Linked DNA regions of Homo sapiens: region 1 is linked to region 2. The links are chromatin loops, found by intact Hi-C in ENCODE. Cell type or tissue: PC-9. All regions are shown on one strand. Links, peaks and the distances in the headings refer to the core of each region. The heading gives the core; the rest is flanking DNA. Region 1 overlaps C4BPA (complement component 4 binding protein alpha). Region 2 overlaps LOC107985251 (a long non-coding RNA gene).

The links. A loop is a pair of places that touch in the nucleus more often than their neighbours do. Peaks named below come from ENCODE experiments on the same cell type or tissue, not always from the same donor. Only the 100,000 strongest peaks of a DNase experiment are listed, where the experiment ranks them.
Region 1: a loop joins it to region 2, with 5 times the contacts of the local background. A loop is called at or near these places in 4 of 110 quality-filtered maps.

What each region holds. Positions count from the first base shown.
Region 1 is chr1:207,106,301-207,111,691 of GRCh38, forward strand. The region is part of intron 1 of C4BPA (complement component 4 binding protein alpha); the gene reads left to right. Among named protein-coding and RNA genes, the nearest start is that of C4BPA, 4.8 kb to the left of the region's middle. In PC-9, for the core only: no CTCF peak of the experiment used is centred there; a DNase peak (open chromatin) is centred at 2,871.
Region 2 is chr1:207,162,078-207,167,468 of GRCh38, forward strand. All of the region lies in intron 1 of LOC107985251 (a long non-coding RNA gene), which reads right to left. It also overlaps the pseudogene C4BPAP1. Among named protein-coding and RNA genes, the nearest start is that of C4BPA, 61 kb to the left of the region's middle. In PC-9, for the core only: no CTCF peak of the experiment used is centred there; no DNase peak of the experiment used is centred there.

The DNA.
Region 1 (5,391 bases), core at 92-5,091, 56 kb before region 2:
CTGACAAAGCATTTCACACACATTATTTCATTTGGTCCTCAGTGAGACAGTCATTCTCATTCTAAAGATAAAATTAAATTGACTTTCATTCCTTTTAGATTTATTATTGTTTATTCTGTCTTATTCCTTCCTCCGTGTAAGTTTTTTTTTTTTTTTTGAAACGGAGTCTCGCTTTGTTGCCCAGACTGGAGTGCGGTGGTGCAATCTCTGCTCACTGCAAGCTCCGTCTCCCGGGTTCACAGGCCATTCTCCTGCCTCAGCCTCCCGAGTAGCTGGGACTACAGGCGCCCGCCACCACGCCCAGCTAATTTTTTGTCTTTTTAGTAGAGACAGGGTTTCACCGTGTTAGCCAGGATGGTCTCGACTTCCTGACCTCGTGATCTGCCTGCCTTGGCCTCCCAAAGTGCTGGGATTACAGGCGTGAGCCACTGCACCCGGCCTCCTCTGTGTAAGTTTTAAGCTAGTTAAATTCTGGTGCTCAAATTAGGTCTTTCTAAAGGCAGTGAAAGAAATCTCTGCGAAATAAGGAGGAACTCTTTTCTCTTCCTCTGCATCTGCAAAAAAGCAGATGATAATCTGCGTGATAAAACTGACCTTGCAAATGTTTTTTTTTAACAAAGGAGTCACGGGGTTATATAGACCAATTACAATACCACGTTAGAGATGGAAAGTTGAATAAACACCTTCCTTGTCTTCAAGGAATTCACAATGTATTTCGGGAGGCAAAAGCAAATAGATAGTTAGGATACAAAACAATGCTACAATTAAGGTATTAGCCAAGTACTAGAAGAACAGAAAACACTGGCATTTCATGATGAAGTCAGGCAATGCTTCACCAAGGAGGTGACATTTGATCTGAATAGTGAGTAAAGGAATAGTGAGTAAAGGAGAAGTTGGAGGTAAGAGCATTAATGCATGGGAGACATTAACTGCAAATGCTTGCAGGTGTTTTTTAAAAAAATCCTGGCTTTGTATGGTGGCTCACGCCTATAATTCCAGCACTTTGGGAGGCCGAGGTGGGAGGTTCACTTGAGGCCAGGAGTTCAAGACCAGCTTGAGCAACATAGTGAGACCCCTGTCTTTACAAAAAATTAAAAAATTAGCTGGGTGTGATGGCACGCTCCTGTGGTCCCAGCTACTGGGGAGACTGAGGTGGGAGCATCATTCGAGTCCAGGAGGTTGAGGCTGCAGTGAGCTGTGATTGCACCACTTCACTCCAGCTTGGGTGACACAGAGTGAGACCCTGTCTCAAAAAAGAAATCCAGAATGTTTTTGGGGAAGGGTAAGTGCCTCCTTGAGACTGAAGCATGGTGTTCTAAGTGAGAAATGATGGGAAAACTGGGACAGATAGGGGAACCTATGGAAACTGGGAACCATGAATGTTTTTAAGCAGAGTAACAACACATAAATTGCTTTTTAGGGACATAATGGCATCAACATGGAAGCTGGCTTATAAATGTTTGAAGGCTTTTGCAGTGGTCTAGGGTGAGGGGAAGGGAATTATAGGAACCTAAACCTGGACTATGGAAGTGGAGTGTTGGAGAGAGTGGCAGATTCTGGTGCAGCTGCTATGACCAACTTGATAGGACTTGACGACTCTGAATAGTGCAAGGAGGTGAGACAGAGGAGGCAATAATGACTTGGATTTCTAGTCTGGGAGGCTGGGTGGAGATTGTCACCTTCACTGAGACAGAAAGCACAGATATTAAGTAGTGTTGGAGGAACATAGTGAATTTAGTTTGAAACATGTTAAATTCAAGGTGCCTGGGAGATACAAATGAAGTGATTGGAAATATTGATTTGAACCTTGGGAATTTTAACTTAAATTATTATTATTATTATTATTTGCTTAAATGAGAAATCTAACAGAGTCAAAAAGTTTTAGTTTACTTTCAAGTTTGCAGATAAAGAGGAAAGTGTAATAATTATTTCTGGATTTGGCAAGGAAAACTCACAAGCACTTATAACTTTCAGTAAACAGAAATGTTTATTTAAATATTATTCCAGAAAAAAAAATTCACTAAGATAACCAGTCAGAATTACACTTTTCTGAGGTTAAAATTACTGTCATGTGGCAGAGCAATCTCTAAAATCCAGGAACGACTCCTTTGTTAGAAAAAACATTTGCAAGGTCAGTTTTGTCACGTAGATTATCATCTGCTTTTTTGCAGCTGCAGAGGAAAAGAGTTCCTCCTTATTTTACAGAGATTTATTTCATTGCCTTTAGAAAGACGTAATTTGAGCACCAGAATTTAACTAGTTAGCAACCAGAGTAAAGAAGACAAGCCTGAATAGCTTAAAACTTACACGGAGGAAGGAATAAGACAGAATAAAATAATTATTAACAATTGAATTTATGGAGCATGGAAGTTTTTGCATGAACCAGAGACAATTAGGCCCAGAGGTCTGTGGGTGATTCATTTTATTTATTTATTTATTTTTGAGACGGAGTCTCTCTGTCGCCCAGGCTGGAGTGCAGTGGTGTGATCTCGGATCACTGTAACCTTTGCCTCCCGGGTTCAAGCGATTAACCTGCCTCAGCCTCCTGAGTAGCTGGGATTACAGGCGTGCACCACCACACCCAGCTAATTTTTGTATTTTTAGTAGAGACGGGGTTTCACCATGTTAGTCAGGCCGGTCTTGAACTCCTGACCTCGTGATCTGCCCGCCTCAGCCTCCCAAAGTGCTGGGATTACAGGCGTGAGCTACCGCGTCTGACCTGTGGGTGATTCAGGTATGATGATTAAAGTTATGGATGTGGATGACTTCCTTTCAGGAAGATAGTTGAGGGCAAGGGAAGACAAAGCCCCAGGACAGCCCCAGAGGCCCCAGCATTCCTCTGCTGTGCATGACACATTAGATCTCACTGTACCAAAGGCCACAGTGGAGACCAGATCCAGGGCTTCTAGCCGGAAGTTCAGTGGATGCTCCTCTGCACTGGGGTGTAATTAAAGTCCCTGGTGATGCAACCATTTATTGCAATTTTAAATCATTATGATGACAATGTTTTGACATCCAGGAGTTTGGCTTCTGACAGAGTGACATTCCAATGCCAATTCTATGAAACTCTTCCCTATAATTTCTTTTGAATGTTTACTATGTGCTGTCCACACACCATGCCAAGCCCCTCTCAGAAATTCCGAGATATAATTACAGTTATCCTTCTTATTTTATAATAAAGGAAACTGAGGCTTAGAGGAACTGAGTGTTTTGTCCATGGGACTCGGTTCCCATGTGGTAGAGCCAGGACGCCAACTCACATGTTCTGGGTGTGACTCCAGAGCCCATGCCCAAGGTCTTGGCCACACTGTCCTCCTCTGTCCCCAGCTCTGTGGCCATGGCCTAGGTGTGAGGATGAAGTAAAGGGAGTGAAATAACTTCCTCATCACAGTGTAGGGTCTGCATTTGTCTGTATCTCCTGTCATAACCTGTGGAAGGAGGAGAACCAGTTTTTGCCTACTGCTTCCCTCCTTCACTGTCCTCCCTTGACTAGTTGATGATATGATGACTTCAGTTTAAGAATGGAAGAGCCTAGAGTAAAATTATTTGGGCCAGTTCTCATTAAAATACAGGTGTTTGCCTTGCTTTAAAATCAGGTAAAATCAGTCCTTAACAAAGCATACACTGTAAGGGGAGACACTGATATGGCACAGTACTACTTTTCTTTGGAACACACGTTATCACTAGGAGCTTTTGGATTTAAATTCAATGCACATTTTGTGAGCACTTTAACTTCATGAGGCGCAGGCTAGGTACTATTGTGGGGCAGAAATAAATGGGAGCATACTCTGTCATTTCAAGGATCTTGTGGTTTAGTGGTGAAGGCAGACTTCAGATGTGAGTTACAGACCAAGTCCGAATCAGAGTTATAAATACAAAATTGTACTTGGTATGTGGAGGCTTGCTTGGATAGGAGGGAATGCTGGAGAAGGGACTGGCAGAATGAGTAGGAATTAAAGAGGAAAAAGAGAGAGGGTAGATGATGTGGACAGGAATGGGAGATAGGAAAGTGCTGGGAATGGTAAGGAATTCTGGTTGTCCAGGATAGCTGGAGCCTAAGGGGTCAGACCACAATACCGAAAAGTTAGTCATCAAAGCCAATTGAGTGAATGCCAGTACTTGAAGGATCAGTTCATAGAAATAAATTTGCTGAATTTATCAAAGTATCAATTTATCTAACATTGTTTCAAGAAACATTCATTTTGGAGGCCAGGCATGGTGGCTTATGCCTGTAATCCCAGCACTTTGGGAGGCCGAGGCGGGAGAATTGCTTGAGGCCAGGAGTTTGAGACCAGCCTGGGCAACATAGTAAGATCACATCTCTATTACAATTTTAGAAAAGAAAAAGAAAAAGAAATCATTTTGAGTATTCAATGAGTATAAATATATCCTTTTTGAATGTAGCTAATGAATACATATTTTAGTGGCATTTAAGATATTTTTGTTCAACTTCTTGAAGCTAATGATTTAATCTTATGGTTGTATTTTTGTAAATATAGTCATGAATATTTTTCTGAACATATTCAACATATATATTTTTCTTGTGAATGTAATAACAACTGCAACAATTCCTAGGGGAAATTTCCACTTTCTACTCTTATCCTTTTGATTTTTCATAGTCAATTCTATTTTGCCACCCCACTGGTGTTTTTAATCTCTTTCTTCAATTTCACTGAAATTCAATAAACACAACAAATCTACTCATTGTCAAAAATTGAAGAAACTTTTTCCCATAGTTTTCATAGTTCATAACATATCTTATTGGGTGGGAGAAATTTGTCACATTTTATGAATTTCACAGATGATGAGTGAGGTGGTTTTCATGATATGCAACCTGCCTGGCTCTCAGCTGTCTCCAGCTTCACAAGATTGTGAGGGCAGAGAGGAGCATAGAGTTAGGAAGGAGGATAATGGGAAAAAAGAGGGGGAAACTGAGTAGAAAGGGGAAGTATGAAGTCCCAGAATGTTGGTCCTGGCTCCTCCCAACCTCTCTAGACCACCTGGATTCATTCAGTACAAAGTCTGTGAACACATTTCCAGTAAGTGACTACAACTGGTAAATTGCTCGTTAGGTGAATTTACGTATTGGCAGAATTGCCCCGGTGGGGATGTATAGAGCTCATGGGACAGGACGTGTGTGACATGGGGTTCCCACAGCTGACAACAGGTGGAGGGATGGCTTCATCAGAACTAAGTTTTAGAAAGAGAAGAAGCTTATGTGAGTCTTTACTCAATGAAGAAATTAGACCCCACAAAGAATGAAGGGCACTATAAACTTCCCTTCTCCCACACAGTTTCTCTCCAAGATGTTTCAGTCCCACATTATGTAAGACTGGCCCATATTACTGAGACCAGCTTTATGTTGAGGGACTGAACATTACCTTAGATATA
Region 2 (5,391 bases), core at 57-5,056:
CTTGAAGTTAAAAAAAACTGTAAAAAGGTCATTATATAAAGATAAAAAGATCAACAAGAGTAAATAAGAATTATAAATACATATGCACCTAATCCTAGAGCACCCATATATATAAGCCAGATATTGTTAGACCTAAAGAGAGAGATGGAATGCAATACAATAATAGTAGGCAACATCAACATCTCACTTTCAGCAATGGACACATTATTTAGAAAAAAAAAATCAACCCAGAAACATCAGACTTAAAGTGCACCATAGACCAAATGGATCTAACTGACCTTTACAGAATATTCCACACAACAGCTACAGAATACACATTCTCAACTGCACATGGAACATTCTCTAGGATATATCAGATGTTAGGCCACAGAACAAGTCTTGAAACATTTAGGAAGGAAGAGATCATATCAAATAGGTTTTCTGATCACAATAATGTGAAACTTGAAATTAACAACAAGAAAAACTTTGGAAACTTTACAGATACATGAAAGTTAAATGACATGTCCCTAAACAACCAATTGGCCAAAAAGAAATTAAAAGGAAAACTAAAAGATTTTTTGAGACAAATGGGAATGACAATACATTATACCCAAACCTATAGGACACAGCAAAACTAGTTCTAATTGGGATATTTATAGTAATAAACACCTACATAAAAAAGAAGAGAGATTTCTAATAAACACCCCAAGGAACTAGACAAACAAGAACTAACTAAACCTAAAATTGGTATAAGGAAGAAAATAATAAAGCTCAGAGCAGAAATAAATGAAAAAGACATGAAAAAAAAGAGGCCGGGCGTGGTGACTCACGCTTGTGATCCCAGCACTTTGGGAGGCCAAGGCAGGCGGATCACGAGGTCAAGAGATCGAGACCATTCTGGCTAACACAGTGAAACCCCATCTCTACTAAAAATACAAAAAATTGGCCGGACGTGGTGGCAGGTGCCTGTAGGCCCAGTTACTCAGGAGGCTGAGGCAGGAGAATGGCGTGAACCTGGGAGGTGGAGCTTGCAGTGAGTGGAGATCGTGCCACTGCACTCCAGCCTGGGCAACAGAGCAAGATTCCGTCTAAAAAAAAAAAAAAAATTGAAAGAGCAATAAAATGAAGTTGGGATTTTGAAAATATAAACAAAAATGACAAACATTTAGCTAGACTAAGAGAAAAAGAGAGAATACTGAAATAAATAAAACAGAGATTAAAAAGGAGACATTACTACTAATACCACAGAAATAGAAAGTACTATAAGATACTATTATAAACAACCATATGCCAACAAATTTGATAAGATAGAAGACATGGATAAATTCCTGGATACATACAACCTACCAAGATCAAGTTATGAAGAAATAGAACATCTGAACAGACCAATTAAAAGTTGAATTGAAGAGAAAATTCAATCAGTAATAAAAAGTTTTCCATCAAATAAAAGCCTAGGACCTTATGTCTTCGTTGCTGAATTCTACCAAACATTTAAAAAAGAACTAATACCAATTCCTCTCAAACTATTCCAGAAAAATAGAAGAGGAGGGAATACTTACAAACTCATTTTGCAAAGCTAGCATTACTTTGATTCTAAAACTGGACAAGAACACAAAGAAAAAAGAAAACTATAGGCTGATACCCCTGATAAGCATCGATGCAAAGATTCATAACAAGATACCAGCAAACCAAATCCAAGAGCACATTAAAAAAATTATTCATTATGATGAAGTGGAATTCATCCCAGGGATCCATGGATGGTTTATCATACTCAGATCAATAAATGTGACACACTACATTAACAGAAAGAAAGAAACATGATACAATCATTTCAATAGGTGCAGAAAAAGAATGTGACAAATTTCACATTCCTTCATGACAAAAACTCTCAACAAATTAGTATAGAAGGTATGCACCTCAATACAATAAAGGACATATATAAAAAACTCATAGCTAACATCATACTGAATGGAAAAGCTTCATATACAAATGGACCAATGGAACAGAAGAGAGAGCCCAGAAATAAACTTACTCACCAAAAGCCAACTGATTTTTGAAACAGGTGAGAACACATACTGGAGAAAAGACAGTCTTCAATAAATGGTGCTGGGAAAATTGGATATTCGCATACAGAAGAATGAGACTAGATCCCTACCTCTCATTATATACAAAGTCAACTCAAAATGGATTACAGACTTAAATATAAAACCCCAAACTACAAAACTACTAGAAGAAAATATAGGGGAAGTGCCCCACATCATTGGCCTATTGACTTAAATGGACATGAGTTGGCAATTCATATAATTAAGGACAGATGGCTATATGAAACCATCTCAACTTACCTAAGGTTTCAGAACAAAAGGTGAAATCCTATATTTCACTGCAAGTTAATTTTATATATCACTTTGGGTCATACTTCTTAAGTAACTTGTTTCTGAAGTAAACTTAGGATATGTGAGGGTTTTTCTCATTCAGGGGGTAAGAATGACTTTATAGAGATCTTGCTTTGAAGAAGTCTCTGATTAATGAATGACTGGAACCAAGAAACATAACAGTAATACTACTTATTGTTTGCGGTTGTTGGTAAAAGCCATACTTAAAAAATTCTGAATGACCCAACGGATTTTTGCTTTTGTTGACAGTTGCCATAAGAAAATCATATAGATGGATGGATAGATATAGATAGATATATGATTCATAGAGACATCTCCAACTGTTTTCCTCTGTCTTGTCATTTTCTTGCTTTTCTTAAGCTTTCTCTTTCTCCTATAACTCTTCTGCCATTTCCTTGTTCAGATAATTTCCTTGGCTCACTTGGCCAATTGCTATAGTCTTCTTAATCAATCTCCCTGTCTCTTCTCTCTGCCTCTTTCAATCTACCTTGTATACATCTGCCATAATAGTCTTTCAAAAACACAGTAATCATGTCATTTGAAAAAAGTGTATGTATATTCCCTAGTTTCAAGCTCCCAATCTTGGTATTGAAAACCTGATCAAACCCAGTTCTAACCTGCCTCTCTATCTTTAACTATCATCTCCTATCAGGAATTCCGTATCTTCTAATCAATCTGAAGTACTAATTACTATTTTCAAGAAATAACCTTTACCTTCTCACTGCTGTGCCTTTACTTAATTTTTACTATTGCCATAAAATATTCCACATTTAACACTCCAAATTTCACAGCAATATCTACTACCTCTGTACAGTTCACCCCAGATCTCTGGAATTTACTGGTCTCCTGAATATGCTCCTGTTACAGAAAATACAAGCTATCTTTTATTACAAAAAGTTAATGCCTTTTCTTCTACATTTGATTATAATCTCCTTGAAAACAGTTCCCATTTTATTCTTCATAGTACTTTATGACAGGTAAGAATTCAATGACTGTTTATTAAGTTGAGTTCTTTCAGCAGAAAAACACTGAAGAGGCATCAGATCATGCACTCCCAGAGACCTCCACTTGCACTCCTTGAGGGCTCCACCCTCGATAGAAAAGGAGAAATCGCAGCTTCACTCGTCTCTAGGCTGTGGAAAGTCTCCAATTCAACTCTGTTCCAAATGATGCTGGTCACTGTTTTGTTGGCTACCATTCTTGGTAAGTAGTGGGGAGACAGGCCAGATGACCAGCATGCAACTGAGTTCATCACACACCCTATTTTAAGAGGTGTCTAAGAGATCTTTAACATTATGGAATATATTTGACCACCTGGAATTTGGGAAACATGCTATAAACTAAAAAAAGAAAATCTTGTTTTATAGACCGTCCTGATGCTCCCTTTTAGAATTTTTCTCTCCAGGAAACTCTGAACAACTTAACATTGAAACAATCATGACTTGTAATAAATGCGTATTATCTGCCAGCCTGGCCATGAACTCTCACTGCCTGTGTGGTTATTTAGAATGTAGAAGGGGTTGGTATAATTCTTCTGGGGCATTTGGAAGGTCACTCAGTACTTTGTTTAATTCTTGCCAGGGAAGTAGAATTAAGATTTTATTTTTCAAGGGTTTAATGATTCTCCACCTTGTAATGCTTTTGAAAAATATTTTATTTTTTAACAGGCCATTTATTCTAAATCTAAAAGTTCCAAAAGGACATAAATGAAATGCCTCCTCATCCTTGACTGAGGCAACTAATCTTGCATAATGCTATTTTTAGTAGAAAATATGTTTCTGCTAAGGCAGGAGGTAGAGTCATATGGCATGGCATAGCCACCTATATTCTGAGCAGACAGATGTGGGCAATCTGATAGAATGATGAAAATTAAGTCTATTCATTCACTTTCTAATAAATTAGCACTTATACAGTCAAAGATGGACAAACTTTTCCTGCCTTTACTCATTATTGTTGTCATTATCATTACTCAACAAATGTGTATTATTGATCACTTACTGCGCTCATTGAACAATGACACAATAGGAGTTATGATAAAAGAGAAAATCATGGTCTCTGCTCTAGAAAACTTAGTACTCGGACATCGAGACATTGTGTCCCAAGATATAACTGTTGATGTTCCTTGCCATTTTTTTGTGTGTGCAGGTGACTGTGGTCCTCCACCTGAGTTACCATTTGCTTTTCCAATAAATCCGTTGTATGATACTGAATTCAAAACTGGAACTACTCTGAAGTACACCTGCCACCCTGGGCATGGTAAAATCAATTCAAGTCGACTGATTTGTGATGCCAAAGACTCGTGGAACTATAGTATCTTTTGTGCAAGTAAGTATCAACATTTATTTTTCTCACCTTTACTTTTTTTCCCAGAAAGTTCTTTTAGGAACTTAATGAATTACTTAATTCATATGAAAATCTTCTATCAAAACAGTTCAAAATTAACATCATCTATAGTATTTAGAAGAAATCAGTTGGGAATACACTTGGACATATTTTTTGAACAGTTAGAATATAGCATCTGCTTCCCTTTTCCTTCTGTTTCCCTGTGACGAAGGTCATATATTTTCGAGAGCATACATTTTTATGGACAACTGGTCAATAAATACATCCAGTATTATCACAGTGGTCTAACTGAGCAAATGAAACTAAGTGAAGTTTTTTTTTCTCTTCTTAAAATGTGTCAGAAAAATGAGATATATGTCTATATATTTTTTTTCAAAGCAAAATATTAACGAGTCAGAATAAGAAATAAGCATTGAAAAATATCTCTAGGTCTATCTGGAAGCAGGAGTTAAAGTTAGTGAACCAGACTTTTTTTTCCCCTAATGTTCTATTTTGTGAGTAATTGGAATCATGAGTCATTATTTTAATTTTCCTCCTAGAGAAACGATGCAGAAATCCAGAATTAATCAATGGGATAGTGGAAGTTAAAAAAGATCTTCTCCTTGGTTCAACCATATAATTCAGCTGCTCAGAGGGGTGAGTATAAGGCAACCTAGAAGCAATAATTTCCTTTTCA